Linked DNA regions of Homo sapiens: all the other regions are linked to region 1. A link is a contact called in ENCODE Hi-C or POLR2A ChIA-PET data. All regions are on one chromosome and are shown on one strand. Each heading gives the region's core, a stretch centred on a gene start or an enhancer-like site at or near the end of the contact. The rest is flanking DNA. Distances are from core to core; before and after follow the strand shown. Region 1 holds the start of PTBP1 (polypyrimidine tract binding protein 1). Region 2 holds the start of DAZAP1 (DAZ associated protein 1). Region 3 holds the start of PCSK4 (proprotein convertase subtilisin/kexin type 4).

Region 1 (3,445 bases), core at 802-3,301:
ATGCCTCCATGGAGCTCGGCGGCCACCCCTAATCCGGGCTGGAATCCTCTGGCACCAGACGCCCGGCGGGGCTCCAAGGCTCCTGGGCCCACGCCAGGCCCCGGCCTGAAACGCAGCACTGCTGGAATAAAACACGCCAGAGAAGCAGGGCGCTAGGCTCGCCTGGATTTGGGGAAACGAGAATTGTCATGTCTTCTCCCTCCGTAGGTTGGTGTTAATGAAAAACCCCCTTTTCAGCATGGACTAAATCCCGCTAATTCTATTTAGGGAGCAGTGTCTACTCCGGGCCGGGAACTGCTCCGGTTTCCAACCGCAGCCTCCCGTGAGGGTCCCAGTGTGGAGGGCCGGGGTCATCCCCTCACTCTGGGATGGCTCCCAACCCGCTGACCTGGCCTCCCCGTCAGGCACCCTCACAGCTCTGTCAGACTCTTCATGTGATCAGCGCTCCTGGGAACATTAGTTTAGGGTGTTTTCTGCTGCTGGGATGGTGGCCCGGGAGGGACCCTCCTGGTGACCCTGCTGGGCCTGGCCCTCAGTTTCCCCAGCCGTAGGCTGGCAGCCTCGAACTGTACGAGCTCCAGGCCACAGTTTCCCCAGCTGTAGGTCAGTGGGCCAGGGACTGTAGGGGGCTCGGGCCTCAGTTTCCCCAGCTGTAGGCGGGTGGCTTGGGCCTCAGTTTCCCCACCTGTAGGCGGGCGGCCTTGGATTGTATGGAGCCCGGGCCTCAGTTTCTCCAGCTGTAGGCGGATGGCCGTGGACTGTGTGTGGCCTGGGCCTCAGTTTCCCCCGCTGTAGGCAGATGGCCGTGGACTGTGTGTGGCTTTGGCCTCAGTTTCCCCAGCTGTAGGCGGATGGCCGTGGACTGTGTGTGGCCCGGACCTCAGCTTCCCCAGCTTTAGGCGGTTGGCCGCGGACTGTGCAAAGTCCAGGCCTCAGTTTCCCCAGCTGTAAGCGGGCGGCCGCCCACTGTACAAGGTCCAGGCCTCAGTTTCCCCAGCTGTAGGTGAGAGGCCGCGGACTGTACAAGGTCCAGGCCTCAGTTTCCCCAGCTGTAGGCGGGCGGCCAAGGACTGCAAGGTCCAGGCCTCAGTTTCCCCACCTGTAGGCGGGCGGCCGCGGACTGTACAAGGTCCAGGCCTCAGTTTCCCCAGCTGTAGGTGAGAGGCCGCGGACTGTACAAGGTCCAGGCCTCAGTTTCCCCAGCTGTAGGCGGGCGGCCGCCTACTGTATAAGGTCCAGGCCTCAGTTTCCCCAGCTGTAGGCGGGCGGCCGCGGACTGTACAAGGTCCAGGCCTCAGTTTTCCCAGCTGTAGGCAGCCGGCCGCGGACTGTGCGGGGCCCGGACCTCAGTTTCCCTATCTCCGCAGTCGGGATTCGCTGTTCCGGGGCGAACAAAGAACGGTCGGGGGTGACCCCGGATCATGGCGCGCCCGCAGTATCTGTGGCCACTGTGGAAACAGCCCTGGCGTGTCCGGGACGCGACGCGGCCTTTCCCTCCCCGCGCGATCACCCAGATGTGAGCGCTCAGTTTGAATCGGACTTTTTGGCCATGTGCCCACAACCAACATGGAGCCCTGAGGGTTTCCTGCCCGACTCCAAGATGGCGATGCGACTCCCTTTGCCCTCACGGCCCAGGCGGGCGGGTCCTGCCCACTTGCAAGATGGCGGCAGCCTGGGCAAAGCACGCTTCCCGCCGCCTGACTCGCCACGTACCCACTCTCAAGATGGCGTCTCCCGCAAAGCCACGCGCCAGCTGACTGGCTCAGACGCCGTCACGTGATCCCATTTTCTCCCCCTCCCCCGACTACACAAGCCGTTTCCGCCTTCGGCCTTGAGGAATAACCGCCTCCCCCAATAGGCGCCTGCGATTTCTCTGGGTCCCGCCCCCGGGCGGCCTTCTGGCCAGTGGGAGGTGCTGGCGGGGGCCCGCGGGGCTCTCCCCGCCCCCTGGCTGCAGCGGGAGCCAATGGGCAGCGCGCGCGGGGGACGTGTGCGGGCGTCTCCGCCATTTTGTGAGTCTATAACTCGGAGCCGTTGGGTCGGTTCCTGCTATTCCGGCGCCTCCACTCCGTCCCCCGCGGGTCTGCTCTGTGTGCCATGGACGGGTGAGTCGCACGTCGCCCCGCGCCCCACCGCCCTCCCCGCGCCGCAGCCCTGCCCCCGCCGCCGCGCCGGCCTCCCCGGGGCCGATCTCGCCCCCTCTCGGGCGGGAGGGGGCGGCGGGCTCTCCCCTTCCTCTCCGCGTGGCGGGCGCGGGTGCGGGGCGGGTCAGGGGCTTCCCGGGGGTCTGGCCGCGTCCCCATCCCCCGTCCGGCCCGCTTCCGGCCCCCGCGCGCCCCGTCCCTAGCGCACGCGGCCTCCCGCGCCCCTCCCCCTCCGCGCGCGTCCCCGCACTTCGCCTTTGCCCCGCCTCGGCGGCGCGCGGCCCTTCCCGCTTCCCGTCCGGCCCTCGCGCGCCCGGATGGCCCTTCCCGCCTCCCGTCCGCTCCCCTCGTGCGCCTGCGTAGCCCGTCGCGCGTCCCCGTTGGCCCCAGCGCGCGTGCGCGGCCGCCATCGGGGGCGCGCGCCTTTCCCGCCGCCCGGACTCTGCCCCCGGCGCAGCCCCGGAAGCGCAGGCGGGGCTGGGGCGGCCGCCGGGAGGGAAAGCTGGCGCCGGGGCCTCGCCGCGGGCCCGAGTCTCTGCGCTCCCCGCCCTACCCCTGCCCCCCGTGCGCCCCGGGCCGCGGCCAAGGGGTTTCGGTGATCTCGGGAGAGAAGCGGCCGCCCCGAGGGTCTGTCCTCCGCCCCGGGGCCGGAGGGGCCTCTCCAGGGACCCCCGCGGGCGCCGTCATGGGGAGGGGCCTTCCCGGCTCTCGGGCCGGGGCAGCCTTTCCGGGCGGCTTTGCTGGGCGGGCTTCCCTTGGGAGAGGTGGGAGCCCCCTCCAGAAAGGCCGTGTCCCGCCGAGCGCTTCCTGCGCGAGGCCCTCCCTGGGAATAGGAAGCGGGAGAGGCTGGAGATGTTTCGCATTCTTTCCGTTTTCCTGAGAAGTTTTTCTTGGGTTCAGTCACTTTTAAAAGTCTGTTAAACGTGGTCCGTGCAGTCTGTGGTGTCAGAAGAGGCGCAGCCCTAGAGTGGGTCTGGACCCCTTAGCATGCGTGCGGGCAGGTGGGTCCTGCAGACGGCGAGACGAGGGCTCCCCGCTCTCGGACCCAGCACCGCGGGCTCGGGGGCCGCGCACTCGCCTCCCGGAGTGAGGCAGGAGGCCCGGAGGCTGCCCTTCCGACGGACGCTCCGAGTCACTTAGGGCCTCGCCGGGAGTTGCAGTGGCCGGGAGAAGCCGTGGGGAGCTCACTGTTGGGTCAGGACCTGGCCGGGGCTGAAGGGAGGGCCTCGGACAGTCCGGCTTTCTATCCACCTTCCCCCCGGGGTGTCCCGAGGAGGGAGAGTCGGGTCGGGCGGGGCTCG
Region 2 (3,023 bases), core at 202-2,701, 610 kb after region 1:
AGCCAGGATGGTCTCGATCTCCTGACCTCGTGATCCGCCCACCTTGGCCTCCCAAACTGCTGGGATTCCAGGAGTGAGCCACCATGCTCGGCCCTTTTTTTTCTAAGAGGGAGTCTTGCTCTGTTGCCCAGGTTGGTGTGCAGTGGCGCGATCTCGGCTCACTGCAACCTCTACTTCCTGCCTTCAAGCATTTCTCCGGCCTTAGCTTCCCGAGTAGCTGGGATTACAGGCGCCCACCACCACGCCCGGCTAATTTTCTTTTGTATTTTTAGTAGAGACGGGGTTTCACTATATATGTTGGCTAGGCTGGTCTCGATCTCCTGACCTAAATTGATCCTCGGCCTCCCAAAGTGTTGGGATTATAGGCGTGCGCCACCTCACCCGGCCTTGTTCCTTGTATTTATTTAATTCTGTGATGATGAATAAACCAAACGATCAGGCTGTCAATGTGCTGTGAGATTAAGGAGAAAAGCAGTAGGCAGCACGTACCCGGTTTTACAAAACCCTGCGGGTCACCTGTTTACTACCGTCAGCCTAGACCGGTTTTTCCACCTCCTTCTGCTGACATTGGAGGACGGGTATCATTCTTTTTGGGGGGTCGTCGTGTGCACTGCAGGGTGCTGAGCGGCATGTCTGGTCTGGACCCACTCGATGCCAGCAGCACCCCGCACTCAAGTTGTGACAACCAAAACCGTGTTTTCAGACATTGCCAAGTTATCCCCTAGGGGGCAAAGTCACCCAGAAGAAGAACCACTGATGTATGCAATTAACAGATGCAACTAAAACAGTATTTGGCTATTAATAGTAATAGCACTTGGGGGGGGGGTCAATAATATCTTTTCATAGTCATTGAATTTAGTTAATTGTTTTGATTTGATTCCAGTTCAGCCCCGAACTGGGTGACCTTGGCCAAGTGACTCAGCCTCTCGGACCCTCGGGATCCTCTTCTGTGAAATGCGGACAGGGGAAGGAGCCTCGCGCGGGACGCTCACGTGCCGTTCCCGCTCCGTCCGCCCGCCTGGGGTGCGGGCGGGTACACTCCCACTCCCCGCAGCGCCCCACGCGGCTCCACCGCTTCCGAGTGAAGAGTTAAAGAGGAAGCGGCAGCCGCGCCTGCGCCCACAGTGCCTAGCCCGGAGCGCCGGTCTCGCAAGCGCGCACGCGCACGCAAGCCCGCACGCGCGCGCACGCACGCACGTGGCTCGGCCCGCGCGCATCCTCCCCTTGCAGGGGCGGGGCCAGCGCAGGGACTCCATTTCCCAGCGTGCCCCGCGGCAACGCCAGGAGCCTCCGAGGAGAAAGGAAAACGCGCGACGGCCCCGACTGCGGCGGCGCGAAATCCGCCTCAGGGACGCACGCACAGACGGAGTACCCCTGGACCCGCCCCCGGAGACCCCGTGCGGGAGCGCGCCCGGGCGTGCGCAGGGGCGGCGGCGCGGCGGCGCGGGGACGCGCGGTGACCGTTGGCGCCGAGGGGAGGAGGCAGCCGCCGCCGCCGCCGCCGCCGCCGCCGCCGCCGCCGCCGCCGTTGCGCAGATCCGGGCCGCGGCTGTGGGGAGGGCGACGGAGCGGGTGACCTTCCGGAGGCGGGAGCGAGCGAGGAGGCCCGGGAGCGCCGAGCGTCGCCGCCGCCGCCGCCATGAACAACTCGGGCGCCGACGAGATCGGGTGAGGACGAGCGGCGCGGGCCTGCGTCTCCGCCCCGAGCCCGGCCCGCCGCTCCCCGCCGCCCGGCCTCAGACGCCGCCCCCCGGGGCCGCCCCGTCAAGGTCACGCCGGCCGGGGGCGGACTCGGGACCCGGACTCGCCGCGGCTTCGCGCCGGGGGCCCTGGACGGGTGCCCGGGGTCTGGGGGGGTCCTGGCGCCCCCGCCGCCGCTTCCCGGCTTCCCGTCCTGGGGGATCCTGAAGGAGAGCCTGAGGGGTCCGGGGGGCCCCGCCGCCGCCTCCAGACTTCCTGGTCGGGGGAACCCCGAACGGCAACCTGGGGGGGTGTCCTGGGGCGCCCGTGCCGCCGCTTCCCGACTGCGCGTCCTGAGGGACCCCGAATGGGAGCCAGAGGGGTTCAGGGGCCCCCGCCGCCGCTTCCTGGTTGTGGCGGCCCCGAACGGGAACTTGGGGGGGTCTGGAGCGTCCCCGTTGCCGCCTGTAGGGCTTCCTGGCCTGGGGGACCCCGAATGAGAACCTGAGGGAGTCTGCGGGGAGTCCAGGGCGCCGTCGCCGCCGCCTCCCGGCTTCCTGGCCAGGGGGACCCCAAACTGTGGCGTGGGGGGTGGTCCGGGGCGCCCCCAGCGCGCGCCCAAACTTGGCGGGCGGCGCACGTGGCGAGCCGAGGCGAGGGTTCCGGTTCTGCCACCGCCCAACCTATCCCACTCGGGGCTCCGGGCTCCCCGCTCCCATCCCACCCCCCCAAAGTGGTAAGGTCGGGAGGGGTTCGCAAACCCAGGGCCCAGGGGGCTCGGGTCAGCCGGGGCCTGCTGTGTTTACGTTGCCTCGGCGCCTCCCCGCCGGGGGTGGGCTTGAGCTGCGGAAGGGAGAGTCAGCGCTTCCGAGGCGGCGACGGGCCCGCGGATCTTTGCTGCGCCGAGGCGTCCCCTCCTATAGGAGCCTGACCTGCTCCGGACCCCGCGGGGCCGGGAAACCTCATTTCGCTGTGCCCCAGGGCTCGGCGCCATTCTTTGGTAGGAGCGGCTCCTGCCGCAGCGACGTCGTTTTAGAGTTGCATTCTTCCGGCAAAACAGTCTGGGTTGGGTTTCCTAGTGGTCTGGTGTAAATTTCTCGGTGCCCTTAGCTTTGAGCAGCGCCCTGTGTTCTCAGCGCTGGGCTTGGCTAGTGCGGGAGCGGTTGCTGCTAGAGGGTTGCCTTGGCAGGCGCCTCTCGCACCAGCTACAGGTCACACTTGTGGATGGGAAATGCCTTTTGTGGGCTCTCCCCCTCCCCAGACAAAACAAAAGAGCACCTTCCGTTGGAGAACCAGGATGAAAGCACTTAGCCCCTGCCTAGCCCGTGCTGTGAGTCCTCTCC
Region 3 (3,192 bases), core at 680-3,179, 690 kb after region 1:
TGTCTGCAGTCGGAAGGGGTCGAGGCTTTTGGACCACCTGTCCTTGGGCCCACAGACGCGTCGTTGCTGCCGCGGGTGACTGCAGGTCCCCGGGTCCCCACCCCACTCTCTCCCCCATCCCTGTTCTAGATCCTTCTATCTCTCTCCTGCATCACTTCCTTATTTTTTTTCTTTTTTTGAGACAGAGTCTTGTTCTGTCGCCCAGGCTGGGGTGCAGTGGCGCAATCTTGGCTCACTGCAACCTCTGCCTCCTGGGTTCAAGCGATTCTCCTACCTCAGCCTCCCAAGTAGCTGGGACTACAGGCGCACACCACCATGCCCGGCTAATTTTTGTACATTTAGTAGAGATGGGGTTTCGCCATGTTGATCAGGCTGGTCTCGAACTCCTGAGCTTAAGTGATCTGCCTGCCTTGGCCTCCCGAAGTGCCGGGATTACAGGCATGAACCACCACGCCAGGCCTGGCTTCTCTCTTGCAAACCACATCAGGAACTGGCCACTGCTCTCCCTCCCGGTGCTGTAAGCAGGCAGCTGTCCAGTCCTGTTCAAGGCACTTCCTGGCCTCCGAGGGCTTCCCAGGCTCCATCCCAACCCCTCAGCTTGACATCCCAGGCATTTTCTAGACAGGGCCCAGCCCGATGGGACCCAGGCCCCTTTCTGAGCGCCTGGACACTGCGTCCTGAGGGCCACTGGGTGACTGTAAGCCTCCTACTTTTTTTTTTTTTTTTTTTGAGACGGAGTCTCGCTCTGTCGCCCAGGCTGGAGTGCAATGGCGCGATCTCGGCTCACTGCAAGCTCCGCCTCCCGGGTTCACACCATTCTCCTGCCTAAGCCTCCTGAATAGCTGGGACTACAGGCGCCTGCCACCATGCCCGGCTAATTTTTTTGTATTTTCAGTAGAGACAGGGTTTCACCGTGTTCGCTAGGATCTCGTCTCGATTTCCTGACCTTGTGATCCGACCGCCTCCGCCTCCCAAAGTGCTGGGATTACAGGCGTGAGCCACCGCGCCGGGCCAAGCCTCCTACTCTTTGGAACCCATTACGGTGTCGTAAAATCCCCTTCCCTCCATCCCATGACCTAGACGGTGGGGAAGTCACGCCGTCTGTCCCTCCTTACCAGAGCCCCTGGGGCCCAGAGGAGGGAGGGGGAGGACAAGAGGTGCCCACTGTGTACCAGGCCCTGGCAGGCGCCATGATTTCCGTATCTGGGTCTTCCTGCCTCCTCTTGCTGTATAGACTTGGGGCCCGGGCGGGTCTGAGCCACAGAAAGCACACAGCTGTTCATAACAACCACGAGAACCACAGAAGATGGCTGGTGGCCCCAGGAGGCAGCTGAGACCCCGGGCAGGGGGTTGGCCTCCAGGCCAGGCTCACCTTGGGGTTTTTCTTCAGGTGCAGGCGGTGGCCCCAGTGCGGGGTCAGGGACTGCTGGACCACGCCCCGGTGCCGCAGGTGAAAGTACTGCCCGTCAGGGAAGATCTGGGGATGTGGGGAAGCGGCCGCACCGATGGGACCCGGCTCCCCTGCTGAAGCCCCCGAGGGCCGGTAACAGCCCCCTTCTTTGTCCTTCCCCAGCAGGTGCTCTCTGGGAGTCCCAGAAGCTGAGCTTGGCTGAGGCAGGGGTGGGCTGGGACTCTTGATATTTAGAAGACCTTGTGGGCTCCCTCCCCCTTGTCGGGGTCTAGGGTTGTTCAGTCCCCTCCAAGCCCCCACTTCCCGTCTATCCCGGTCCCACCCACCGGCCCCAGGTTGACGAAGCCGAATTTGCGTGCCAGGCGCTCGACCTCCCGGTTACCCTGGGACACCTGGACGGCCCAGCTGCTGACATAGATGGGGGCTCGGACCGGGGCCCACCCCACAGCCCGGGGGCGGACAAGGGCCAGGGCCAAGACCAGGCGCAGCCACAGCGCAATCGGGGCGGGCCGCATGGAGGCGGGGCGGGAGCGGGGCCTGCGCAAATCCCCTCCCTCCCGCCAAACCGCCGAGTGGGCCCAGGCGTCCGACCCGCCCCCGGCGCCATAGCAACGCAGAAGGCTTCGACTCCCAGGGGGCCTTGCGGCTACTCAGCCAGGAGGGGCGCGAAGATCTAACAGAAGCGGGAGAGGGACGCACGCCTGCCCGTCTTCCGCAGACCCACACCCTCGGGAGCCTCAGTTTTCCCATTTGTACAACGACAAGACTAACCCAGAGAAGCGGGTTCACTGTTGCGATAACGCGTCCTACCCTTTGTTTGACCTCTCCCACTTTCCAACACACCCCTCCTTCGAGAATCAGCCCGGCCTCCTGTCCGGCCTAATCAGAATCATTCTTTTGCGTAATCCCGCCTCCTCCGATAAGCCTCGCCCCGTTCCCGCCCCTACCATTCCGCCCTGCCTCCTTTGTGATCAGCCCCGCCCTCCACTGGTCTCGCCAATGAATCGCGTCCCGTTTCTCCAATCGGCTCGGATGTTTCTTTAGCCCCTCCCCCCGGTTCCGCCCCCCCACGCCTCTCCTCGCCCTGGCTCCACCCTTCAGCCAATAATCCCATCCTCTGACACCGCCCTTCCAATCAGCTACGTCTCGCTCCGGCCCGGCCAATCGGTGCCCTGGGCCGCCGCGCCCCGCCCTCTCCCGGCGGGGTCTGGGCAGCGGCGGCCGTGGCGGAGGGCTATGCGGCGGGGGAGACGGGGCAGGCCCCTCCTCCTTTGTCCGCCCTGCCCTCCCATTGGTCCTAGCGGGGGGCCGGGGGCGGACACCGGCGCGGGGCCGGAGCATCGCGGCTCAGGCTGCGGGAAAGCGGTGCGCGTGCAGCGGGGTGGGTGCCCTGGTCCGCGGGCGAGCTCGAGCAGCCAACCCCGGGCGCGTCGGGGCCATGGACGGCCTGAGGCAGCGCGTGGAGCACTTCCTGGAGCAAAGGAACCTGGTCACCGAAGTGCTGGGGGCGCTGGAGGCCAAGACCGGGGTGGAGAAGCGGTATCTGGCTGCAGGTGAGCCGTCGGCGCTAGCCCGTTTCGCCGACGGGCACACCGAGGCCATGGGCCTGGGGGTCGCAGACCGGACTCCTTCCCCGGCTACGGGGTCCGGTCCGGCCGGTGGAGCGCGCGAGGTGACTGGGACCTCGAGGTCCGCCCGCAGCCCTTCCCTTGCCCGCGCCCTGCGACCCTGCTCCCGGGCCACCCCTCTCTAGCTTCCGCCCCTGGCCGCCCCCCGACGCC

What was found. A loop is a pair of places that touch in the nucleus more often than their neighbours do. ChIA-PET counts read pairs that join two places held with the same protein, here RNA polymerase II (POLR2A). Pooled maps may share reads with other maps.
Region 2: a map of natural killer cell shows a loop between it and region 1 (16-fold over the local background). The contact joins the promoter of DAZAP1 here to the promoter of PTBP1 in region 1. A Hi-C loop is called at or near these places in 4 of 168 maps with a recorded cell type or tissue (CD4-positive, alpha-beta memory T cell, naive thymus-derived CD4-positive, alpha-beta T cell and natural killer cell), 21 of 37 single-sample maps with no recorded cell type and 15 of 50 pooled maps.
Region 3: a loop to region 1 is called in a map of CD8-positive, alpha-beta T cell, with 11 times the contacts of the local background. The contact joins the promoter of PCSK4 here to the promoter of PTBP1 in region 1. A Hi-C loop is called at or near these places in 1 of 168 maps with a recorded cell type or tissue (CD8-positive, alpha-beta T cell) and 8 of 50 pooled maps. POLR2A ChIA-PET finds 5 or more read pairs at or near these places in 1 of 52 experiments (H1).

Annotation. Positions count from the first base shown.
Region 1 is chr19:795,401-798,845 of GRCh38, forward strand. It overlaps PTBP1 (polypyrimidine tract binding protein 1), which reads left to right and starts at 2,052. Exons shown (of 15, transcript NM_002819.5): 1 at 2,052-2,105. The coding sequence starts at 2,098. RefSeq lists enhancers at 1,171-1,806, 1,459-1,798, 2,005-2,890, 2,891-3,445 and silencers at 1,711-2,065, 1,829-2,178, 2,189-2,368, 2,439-2,748.
Region 2 is chr19:1,406,135-1,409,157 of GRCh38, forward strand. DAZAP1 (DAZ associated protein 1) reads left to right here and starts at 1,452. Exons shown (of 12, transcript NM_018959.4): 1 at 1,452-1,668. The coding sequence starts at 1,640. RefSeq lists silencers at 1,296-1,525, 1,666-1,875, 2,256-2,355.
Region 3 is chr19:1,488,421-1,491,612 of GRCh38, forward strand. It overlaps PCSK4 (proprotein convertase subtilisin/kexin type 4), which reads right to left and starts at 1,930. Exons shown (of 15, transcript NM_017573.5): 1 at 1,738-1,930; 2 at 1,373-1,477. The coding sequence starts at 1,926. REEP6 (receptor accessory protein 6) reads left to right here and starts at 2,761. Exons shown (of 5, transcript NM_138393.4): 1 at 2,761-2,964. The coding sequence starts at 2,850. RefSeq lists silencers at 1,670-2,099, 2,320-2,859, 2,890-3,009.